2 separate regions of the Homo sapiens genome follow, and region 2 is linked to region 1. The links are chromatin contacts, found by Hi-C or POLR2A ChIA-PET in ENCODE. All regions are on one chromosome and are shown on one strand. Each heading gives the region's core, a stretch centred on a gene start or an enhancer-like site at or near the end of the contact. The rest is flanking DNA. Distances are from core to core; before and after follow the strand shown.

What was found. A loop is a pair of places that touch in the nucleus more often than their neighbours do. ChIA-PET counts read pairs that join two places held with the same protein, here RNA polymerase II (POLR2A). Pooled maps may share reads with other maps.
Region 2: a map with no recorded cell type shows a loop between it and region 1 (11-fold over the local background). The contact joins the enhancer-like site here to the promoter of MBP in region 1. A Hi-C loop is called at or near these places in 1 of 37 single-sample maps with no recorded cell type and 1 of 50 pooled maps. POLR2A ChIA-PET finds 5 or more read pairs at or near these places in 1 of 52 experiments (GM12878).

The regions. Positions count from the first base shown.
Region 1 is chr18:77,131,264-77,135,519 of GRCh38, forward strand. It overlaps MBP (myelin basic protein), which reads right to left and starts at 1,520. Exons shown (of 9, transcript NM_001025101.2): 1 at 1,317-1,520. RefSeq lists a silencer at 485-1,784.
Region 2 is chr18:80,198,550-80,203,178 of GRCh38, forward strand. It overlaps PARD6G (par-6 family cell polarity regulator gamma), which reads right to left. Exons shown (of 3, transcript NM_032510.4): 2 at 4,161-4,383. Among named protein-coding and RNA genes, the nearest start is that of PARD6G, 47 kb to the right of the region's middle. Within about 2 kb of position 2,247, at least 3 of the 41 ENCODE cell types and tissues checked have a DNase peak (open chromatin) inside an H3K27ac peak, as active enhancers do.

The DNA.
Region 1 (4,256 bases), core at 270-2,769:
GGACCTGCTCAATCCATACGGTCCCCTGACTTGAGGGTGACCGTCCTTAAACTGTCCCCCGGAGCTTCGCCAGATAAAATGTCCAAAACACACACTGGAGTTCCCTGACGTTTCCTTCCTCTGAAAAACTCTCTTTCCAGGCGGGGCGTTCTGTGGTCAGACGAGGCAGAGGCCTCCCCGGAACGAAGTCCACGCCCCCTCCCCACCCCAGCACCCAGCGAGCCCACGCGCCCCTCACCCACGCGCAGAGAAACCGAGCACTTGTTGATTCTCACGTTGTTGCAATTGGAAAACGGAACAAGGAACCAGAGCTCGCCTGTTTCCAGCCAGAGTCGCACGGGGGTCCCCAAAGACGCTTGAACCTTTTCCCAAGCCCCACTCCACCTTCCAAAACGGGGGGGCTCAGGTGGACGCGAAAGGACACAAGGCGCTGCCCCCAGCACCCCGGAAAATCTAGTGTGGCGGCAAATGACCGCAGGTCACACACCCCGGCCTCGGGGGCCACGGAAAACGGACGCACCCGGCCCAGGACAGGCAGTGGGGCCCAGGAGGGGACTGCCGGGAAGACCCGGGCGGGCCGGCGGGCGGCTGCGGGCGGCGCACGTGGGCCCAGGTGGGCGCAGCGACGGGCCCGGCCGAAGAGCCCGAGACAGGCCCTGCGAAGGCGGAAGCCCGGACCCGGGCTCTCCTGGCCGCCCCTGGAGCTCAGAGGGAGACTGCGCTTCGCCCCGGGGGCAGGGGCAGGAGCGCGATCGCGCGCGGGGCCCCCGGGGTGTGATTAGCAGGCGCCGCGAGCCGGGAGGACCCCCCAGCCCGCCCTGGCAGCCAGCACCCTCTCCACACCCGCCCAGAGTGGCCGCTTTTGACCGCCGTCCCCTCCCACCCTAGACTCCTCCCCTCAGCCCCACGGCCCGAGGCCGAGCGGTTTCAGCGACCCTGGGACCGCCGGGCCTGGCTGGAGTCCACCCCTGGACACCTGTCAGGGTCGGGCCCCGGCGCTGTAAACCCGCGTCTACACCCGCGCCCAGCCCCCGCGCAATGGGGATCGGGGGCGGCGACTTGGGTTCGGGTCAGGGAGGCCGCCGGCTGCTACCTGCTCGGCCACCTGCTCCGCTGCCTAGGTTCTCCCTGCGCGTCCCCAGCCAAGAAAGGGACCCGGAGTCCGGGCGTCGGGATAGCTCCTGTCCCCGATCTTGCGCCCCCGGCTCCCGCGGGGCTCCGGTCCGGGGTCCCGCCCAGGTCTCCGCGGTCCCCACTCGGAGGGGCACAGAGACAAAGGCGGCAGAGCAGCCCGCCCGTCCCCGAGGGTCACCCACCGGCGCTGCGCTCGTTGCTCCGAGGCCGAGGGGCGCCGCGGGGTCCAAGGCCCTGCTCCGCCTGCCCAGGCCCGGGCAGGCTGGTCTCGGCTTCAAGCGCCCACGCGCGGGGTCCCCGGGCAGCCTGCTTCGCCTTCCGGGGTCGGGAGACAGGGGCCGCCGGGGCCGGAGGCTGCTTCTCTCTGGCGCGCGGCGGCGGTGACTGACGGCGGCGGCTCCGAGGGACGGGCGCGCACCCAGCTCCCCGGCCCCGCCTCCCCGGGCTTCCTGCGAGCCAGGTAAACACAGGCCGATCCCGCCGGGCCCGCCCCACCTGGACGCGGCCGCCGGCGCCGCCCCGGGAGCTCGGAGGACCCCGGGCCCGCTCTGCCCACGCGGAACTTGGGGGGCGCACGGGGCCCACGCGCAGGGTCAGACCTCGGAGGGGCGGCCTGGAGCCTCGCCCGCTGCCGAACTGGGCTCCGAACTGCGGCCCGTCGACCCTTCCCGTTCGGAGGCTTGGCCTCCGAACCCACCCCGACCCCGACCTCGACCTCGCGGGAGGGGTGCCAGGCCGCATCTCCCCGCGTCCTCAGGGGCTGGAAACCCCAGAAACTGCCGATAGACTTGGCGCAGCCCCGGCCCTGCAGGAGGAGAGTCAGCCCGGCCTGGAGGCGAAAGGAGCCGGCAGGTCCTCCCAAGGCACTCCCTCCCTCCCCTGGAGCCCAGGCCAGGCCCATGTCCGGCTGGCAGGTGCTCCTCTGGGAGCTGGGAGCTGGGAGCTGGGAGCTAGGGGCGCACCTTCTCCTGCAGGACCGGCGCAGGAAGCGTGCGCGGAAAAGACAGCAAAACACGCGCAGGTGCGAGGAAGCAGCCTGGTCCTGCAGCCCAGAGACATCGTGGTCTTCGTCGCTGTCTTGTTAAAAAGAAAAAGCCTGCTGTTTAGCCGTGACTCACCTGCACACAGATTTAGTGGTCAGAGATCTTTCTCTGGATTCTCAGCCTCCTGATGGTGGAAGAGGAGGAGGTTGGGGGAGTCCCAGAATGAGGCCCCGCGTTCCTCCTGACCTACACCCCCAGTCAGGGATCTGGATCTGGAGCTTCCAGGGGACCTGGAGCAGCCTGGGACCCACACAGTTTGTTAGGAAGTGAGGGAGAGGGGTGAGCGCTGTCCCGGCCCGCGCTGGGAGGCGGGACTCAGACTTCAGCACGGGGTCGGGGTTTCGGCCTAAAACCAGCCTCCCCCAAAGCCCCGGAGGATTTAGCAACTGTCTTCAAATGCTGGCAACTGGAAGAGAAATACTTCCACAACGACGCAAAAGCATTCAGTCTGGTCGTTTCCTCAGGAGAGATTTTCAAGTGGAGGGGGCAGGAGGGTTCTGAGACTTTGAGGCTGAAGGTGAGGAGGGAAAAGGGTGCCAAAGATAGTGTGTTTCTCCAATTTTTCTGCCCCACAACCTCACTTTAAGTCAAGGATGAGCGGAGTGGGCGTGGGAGGCTGGACAGCTGCCCTAGGAGCACGGGTGGTGACAATGAACCCGGGTGCACCCAGGTCCCAGCTCAAGTCACTCAAAGCTCAGGCTGGGGAAGCTGGAACACTAAAATGGGTCCCATTTTAGATACCTGCTTTAGCATCAGAAACAGCTTTTCCTCCCCAAAATATCTCTTGGCTTTATCTCAGTGACTCCACAGGGCGGGGCCACCTTCCTGCCTGCAGATGTCCCTGTGTGCTGGGCTCTGGAGCGTCCCTCAGGCCACAGTGACAGCTGCACACGCGGCCTTCTGTTTGGTGCTCCTTCTGCTGGTGTTACAGTGGTTTCCTGAAACACTACATATGCCAACAGTCAGCCCTACAAATGTCAGGCTCCACAAGTTCCAGTTAAAAGTCTTTTTAAAGTATTTATGAAATTTCACCGTGCATATTTTGTTGGGATAGAGTGTCCACACAGATGGGCAGCCAGGCAGTTTAGAAAAGTCATGGATTCTTCAAAGAAAACATGTAGATAATACTATTTAATAAAACAGTGGATTCACATTTGGATCAACTGGTCTTATCTTGGGGGCTTTCATGCCCTCCCGGTTAGAAAAAGGACCCCAGGTTGAGGACAGTGGATGGAAGAAACAGAGGCTGGCATTTCACTGTCGAGAGACAAACTTTCACATGAAGATGTCCATGTAGCCCTCAGCAAAGTGACAGAGATTCGTTGTGCTGAATAAAATTGAAAGGCATCTTTTGACAAGTAACCCATCAAAGCCTCATTGTGTCTTTGACATTTCTAAGAAAATCACATTGCAGTTACCCCCATCTTTCACAAGGTACCGGAGAGCAGAAAGTTTGACCTATCCATCATCTCATATGGCAGCAAATAGCAAAATGTTTTGTGCATGAAATACACTCAATAAATTTTTGTTAAGCTGAATTAAACTCCAAATTACCCAAGCTAAAGGAAGTAAATGAATCTAAATAGTTTCCAACAGACCTCAGACTGCACGAACTTTGAGTTTTCTTTAGTTTCCTCATCAACAGATTTGTCTTTGTTATGATGTTTTGCTTAGGAAAGGACTGAACTTTTTTTTTTCTTTCTTTTTTTTTTTTAGATGGAGTCTTGCTCTGTGGCCCAGGCTGGAGTGCAATGGTGCAATCTCAGCTCACTGCAACCTCCGCCTCCCAGGTTCAGGCAATTCTCCTGCCTCAGCCTCCCGAGTAGCTGGGATTATAGGCAACCGCTACCATGCCCAGCTAATTTTTGTATTTTTAGTAGAGATGGGGTTTCACCACGTTGGCCAGGCTGTTCTCGAACCGCTGACCTCAGGTGATCCACCTGCCTGGGTCTCCCAAAGTCCTGGGATTACAGGCCTGAGCCACCACGCCCGGCCAGGACTGAATATGATTTTCAGACCTGGTCTAAACCTCTCTGAGCCTCAGTCTCTTCATCTGCAGTGTGGAGGTAATAGTCATCC
Region 2 (4,629 bases), core at 997-3,496, 3.1 Mb after region 1:
TGGGCTGTGCTGAGTGCCTTCCCAGTGAGGACAGGGAGACAGCTGGGGATGCCACACTCCTGTGCCCACCTGGGGCACTCACCAGGCTTGGAGCCCTCTCAGAGAAGCACAGGAAGTTTCCTATTACCAGGGGAAGAGAGGATTTTTTTTTAAAGTTTTGAACAAATATGTTTATTAAAAAGTCAAAGTATTCACATATGGAGAATGGCTGAATTTTGGAAATAAAGGCTGGAGATAAACCCAGAAAACCTTACCCAGGGCCATGGCTCAGATCCAGGGGTCTGATCATCAGCCTGTCCGCCCTGGTAAGGTAGACAGTCCTTTCTATTTTTAACAGCTTTATTCCGAAATAATTCACATAAACTTCACCCATTTAAAGTGTAGAATTCAATGGTTGTTGGTATTTATGCAAATCTCTAGTTCTAGAACATTTCTATCACTCCAGAAAGAAACCCCCTCCCTCCCAATTCTCCCCACCTCTCAGCCCCTGGCAACCATGAGTCTATGGATTTGCCCATTCTGGACTTTTCACATTACAGAGGATTCTTGTCACGTGTAGTAGTTTGTTCTCTAAAGTTGACATGGTCACTGAATTACTGAGCATAGAACCATTGCTTCCGGGGGACACAGGGTTAGGTTCCTGTTAGCCTCTGGTCACAACATTTCATCAATACACAGTCCTTGAATAATGAGAATCAACTTCCAAAGTCATCATACAATATGGGAACTTTTATGTCCGGCTTCTCTCACTCTTAAACATACGGTTTCTGAGGTTCATCCATCTGTAGCATGTGTCAGCGCATCATTTTTCATGGCTCGATAACATTCCACTGCATGACTAGACACACACGCACATGCGCACACTTTTTTATCCATTTATCAGCTGATGGACGCGTGGGCTGTTCTCGCCTTATGGATATTGTGAATAATGTTACTATGAACATTCGTGTACTTTTTGTGTGGGTGCATTTTTCCATGTGCTAGTATTTTGCTGAAGGGTTTTTACATCTACATTCATAAAGGAATGCTGTTCTGTAGTTTATCACTGTGTCTTTGTATGGTTTGGAGGAAGAGATTATTTTAAGCAACAGATTAATTTTTCTTTTTTTCTGAGACGGAGTTTCGCTCTGTCACCCAGGCTGGAGGGCAGTGGTGCAATCTTGGCTCACTGCAACCTCTGCCTCCTGGGTTCAAGCGATTTCTCCTGCCTCAGCCTCACGAGTAGCTGGGACTACAGGCACATGCCACTACACCTGGATGATTTATATATTTTTTAGTAGAGATAGGGTTTCACCATGTTGGCCAGGCTTGTCTCGAACTCCTGACCTCAAGTGATCCACCCGCCTCGGCCTCCCAAAGTGCTGGGATTACAGGCGTGAGCCACCATGCCTGGCTGAGCAACAGATTAATTTTTTAAAACATAATTGTGGGTTTATTCCAACATGTATTAGGAGAATGCTGACTTTTCCTCTGTGATAGTAAATTCCCTCTTAACATATATTTAAATAAAATACGTCCGTGTACAGAAAGTTATTAAGTAAATGACACAGTGGGTACGGCTGCAGTAGAATCTTGAAAATAGCATGACCGTGACTGACCCCTCGACACCCCTGCTGCAGTAAAAAGGCTGTGGGATTGAGTGTTGCCTCTCAGGGGCCTCAGCTCTGCCCCAAACGCAAACACACAGATTATGAAACATCAGCACAGATTACTATGCAGGGAGGGTGCCTGACTGTGCACCGGAAACAACTGCCCCTGACTGCCACCTGGAATGTCGTCATCTTTACAGTCAAATCCACTGAGGACAGCGAGAGGCAGCTCTGATTTTCCCAAAGACAGGACCGAGGGGCCAGTGAAGGGCTTGTCATCAGCAGATGTCGCTGTTAAGCTCTGACAACAACCCCAGAGACAGGCACTACCACCCGTGCCACAGATGAGGACGGTAGAGCTCTGCGGGATGAGGCGTGTGTTTGTGTCACAAAGCCAGGGAGAAGGTGGGGTCTGAGTTCAGGTCTCCCTAGCTCCACACTGTAACATGACAGAGGAAGGCAGGGGCTGCTGGCGACACGCTCACGCTATAACCACGAGAGACTGAGAAACCCTGAGCCAGCTAGTTAAACTGGGCTACTACTCTGAGGGCAGAGGAAGAAGGAAAAATAAATGATGAAGACTGAACACAGGGCCCCAGCCAGCAAGCTGGAAAGAGGCAGAGTGTCCGAGCTGCTGCTGGAGGTTAGCACGTTCCCATGGGCAACACACAAGCCCACTTTCTGGTCCCAGCCCAGCTTTGATGCATCCCCAGTAGAGGGTGCCAAGACGCCTGGGGCCCACCTCCAAAGGGCACAGTGCCTTCTGCTGGCCTTCACCCCAGCTCCACAGTCAGCGGGACAAAAAGACTTGTTTCCTGCACGATGGGCAACAAAGCCTGTGCGCACATCTGCAGTTTACACACCTTCTTCACACCATTGCTCACCCCACACCATGTGAGCAAATGCTGTGACCTGGGATGGCAGGGGCACAGCCAGGAACACACCCCCACCCTACGCTCCTGGTCGGGTGGAGACAGACGGCAAACCAGCTCTGGGAGCAATGGACAGAGCCCAGAGGAAGCCGAGTAAGAGGACAGAGGACGACAGGCAGAGGGGAACACGGGCTCATCAGATCAAGCAGCTGAGACCAGGCCTTCCTGAGAAGGCAGCCTGTGAACAGATACAGACACCCAGGCAATGTGAAGGGGTAGAGAGTTCCAGGGCAGGGGGCAGGGGGCACAGGCCTCCATTCCAGGACCAGCCAAGCAGCAAGCAGCCACTGCAGAGGGCAGCATACAGAGGACCGAGGTGTGGCACGCTGGAGGCTGTGCAGAGCCATGCAGAGACAGCGAGGGTCCTTGCCCCCAGCAACCCCGAAGGACTGATGTGGAAGCTGAAGCTCAGCCCGTCCCCCAGGCCACTGTGAGGAAGTGACAGCTGTGTTGACTTCTCAGCACCGTCAGCAGGATACCCAGGCCCAGTGAGAACTGCAGATGCAGAGTGTTCTGATCTTGTGCCAGAGAATCTGTCTGAAGTGAGGTCAACGAGTCTCCTGCCGTTCCCTTCATCACCACAAATGGGAATAACAGCCATAGCTAGTATTTACAGAGCAGGGACGAGGAGCTGGCAGCACGCTGCTCAGCATCACCCTCACAGAAACTGGATGGGGGTTACTATGAGGACCCTCGTTTTGCAAAGCAGGACGCTGGGGTGAAGGAGGCGGAGGGCCTCGTCTGAGAACTCGCCCAGCCCGCCTCCCACCCAGCACCCTGCTGCTGCTTCCTCTAGTCTCAGCTCAGCCTTTCCTCCGGGAAACCTCTCCTAGCTGTCCCAGAGACTCTGGCAGCAGATCCATGAGGGCAGACAGGGCACACTGCAACCTCACCTTGCAACTGTCACCACTGGCTGCTTGGTTCCTTGAGGTGGTCAGTGTTCACCACCTGCACCGTGGGGCCGCCCAAAGGAGAGGCAGTCAGTTATAAAAATGCCATTTTCCCAATATCAAGCCTCACCTGCAGGTGCTTCTTTCTTTCAGCATATTATTTTGAAACAACAAGGTTCTCCGAAGTTTGGAGATGGAAAAAAAATCTAAATGCAGTCCAGAGACGTGAGCAGTATGAGGTCCCACAATAAGTCAGCAGTAGGGCACCCCTTCCCTTTCAGCCATTAACCTATGTTAGTAATTTATTTTAACATAAAATGATATTATTACTTATAGCGAAACTGGGCCTCAGAGCTAAAAGTTAACCAAAGTTATCATCGAAAGCTAACATGCTCCCTCCTCCTAACAAGATGATGGAGGGCATGCACCGTAACCCCAAGTTTCATTCTGAGGCCACTGACTCAAGCCTCCTTATCACTGAGTCATTTCACTTCTAGTTAAATGACTGGAAGTATCAATATTATTCTTTCTTCAGTATTTAAAAGTCAGAAGTCAATATCATTTAAAGTAGAAAACACAGTTTAGTATTTTGTCTATTAATGCTGATGAAACAATTTTTAATTTCTTTAATCTCCTACTACAGGTTAGAAAACGAACCACATAGTCCTGTAATGACAGAAAAAATTGAAAACTGTATTTTAAAAATGATTTCTCAACAAGACCAGCCGGCCACTCAACCACTTCAGTACCTCGTTTCTGGATGAAGACCCTGAGCAGGGGATTTGCACTAGAAACCGCCTTGCAGAAGTTGTCATCATTGTTGATGGGCAGCAGGTCTCCGTGCACATCTGCATAGCCAATAGTTACATCACTGTTGGAGATATGGTGGGTGTGCACAACCAGCTTGTAGAAATCTTCAAACTTCCCAGGCTTATGACGGTCCAGAGAGAACCTTCGGAATTCCGCCCCAAACTACAATGCAAGAGACGGGGTGGGGGGAGGGGCATTAATAAATACCAGAGAAATATCCAGAAATAAGGTGTGGTTAGTGTACTTAACAAACAAGTATTTACATTCCACATTTTCTTTAATCAATCATCCACTGATAGACACATAAGTTGATTTCATCTTTGCTATTATGAATAGTGCTGGAATGAAGCTACAAATGCTTTTAATACGATTTCTCTTCCTTTGGGTAGAAACACAATAGTAAGACTG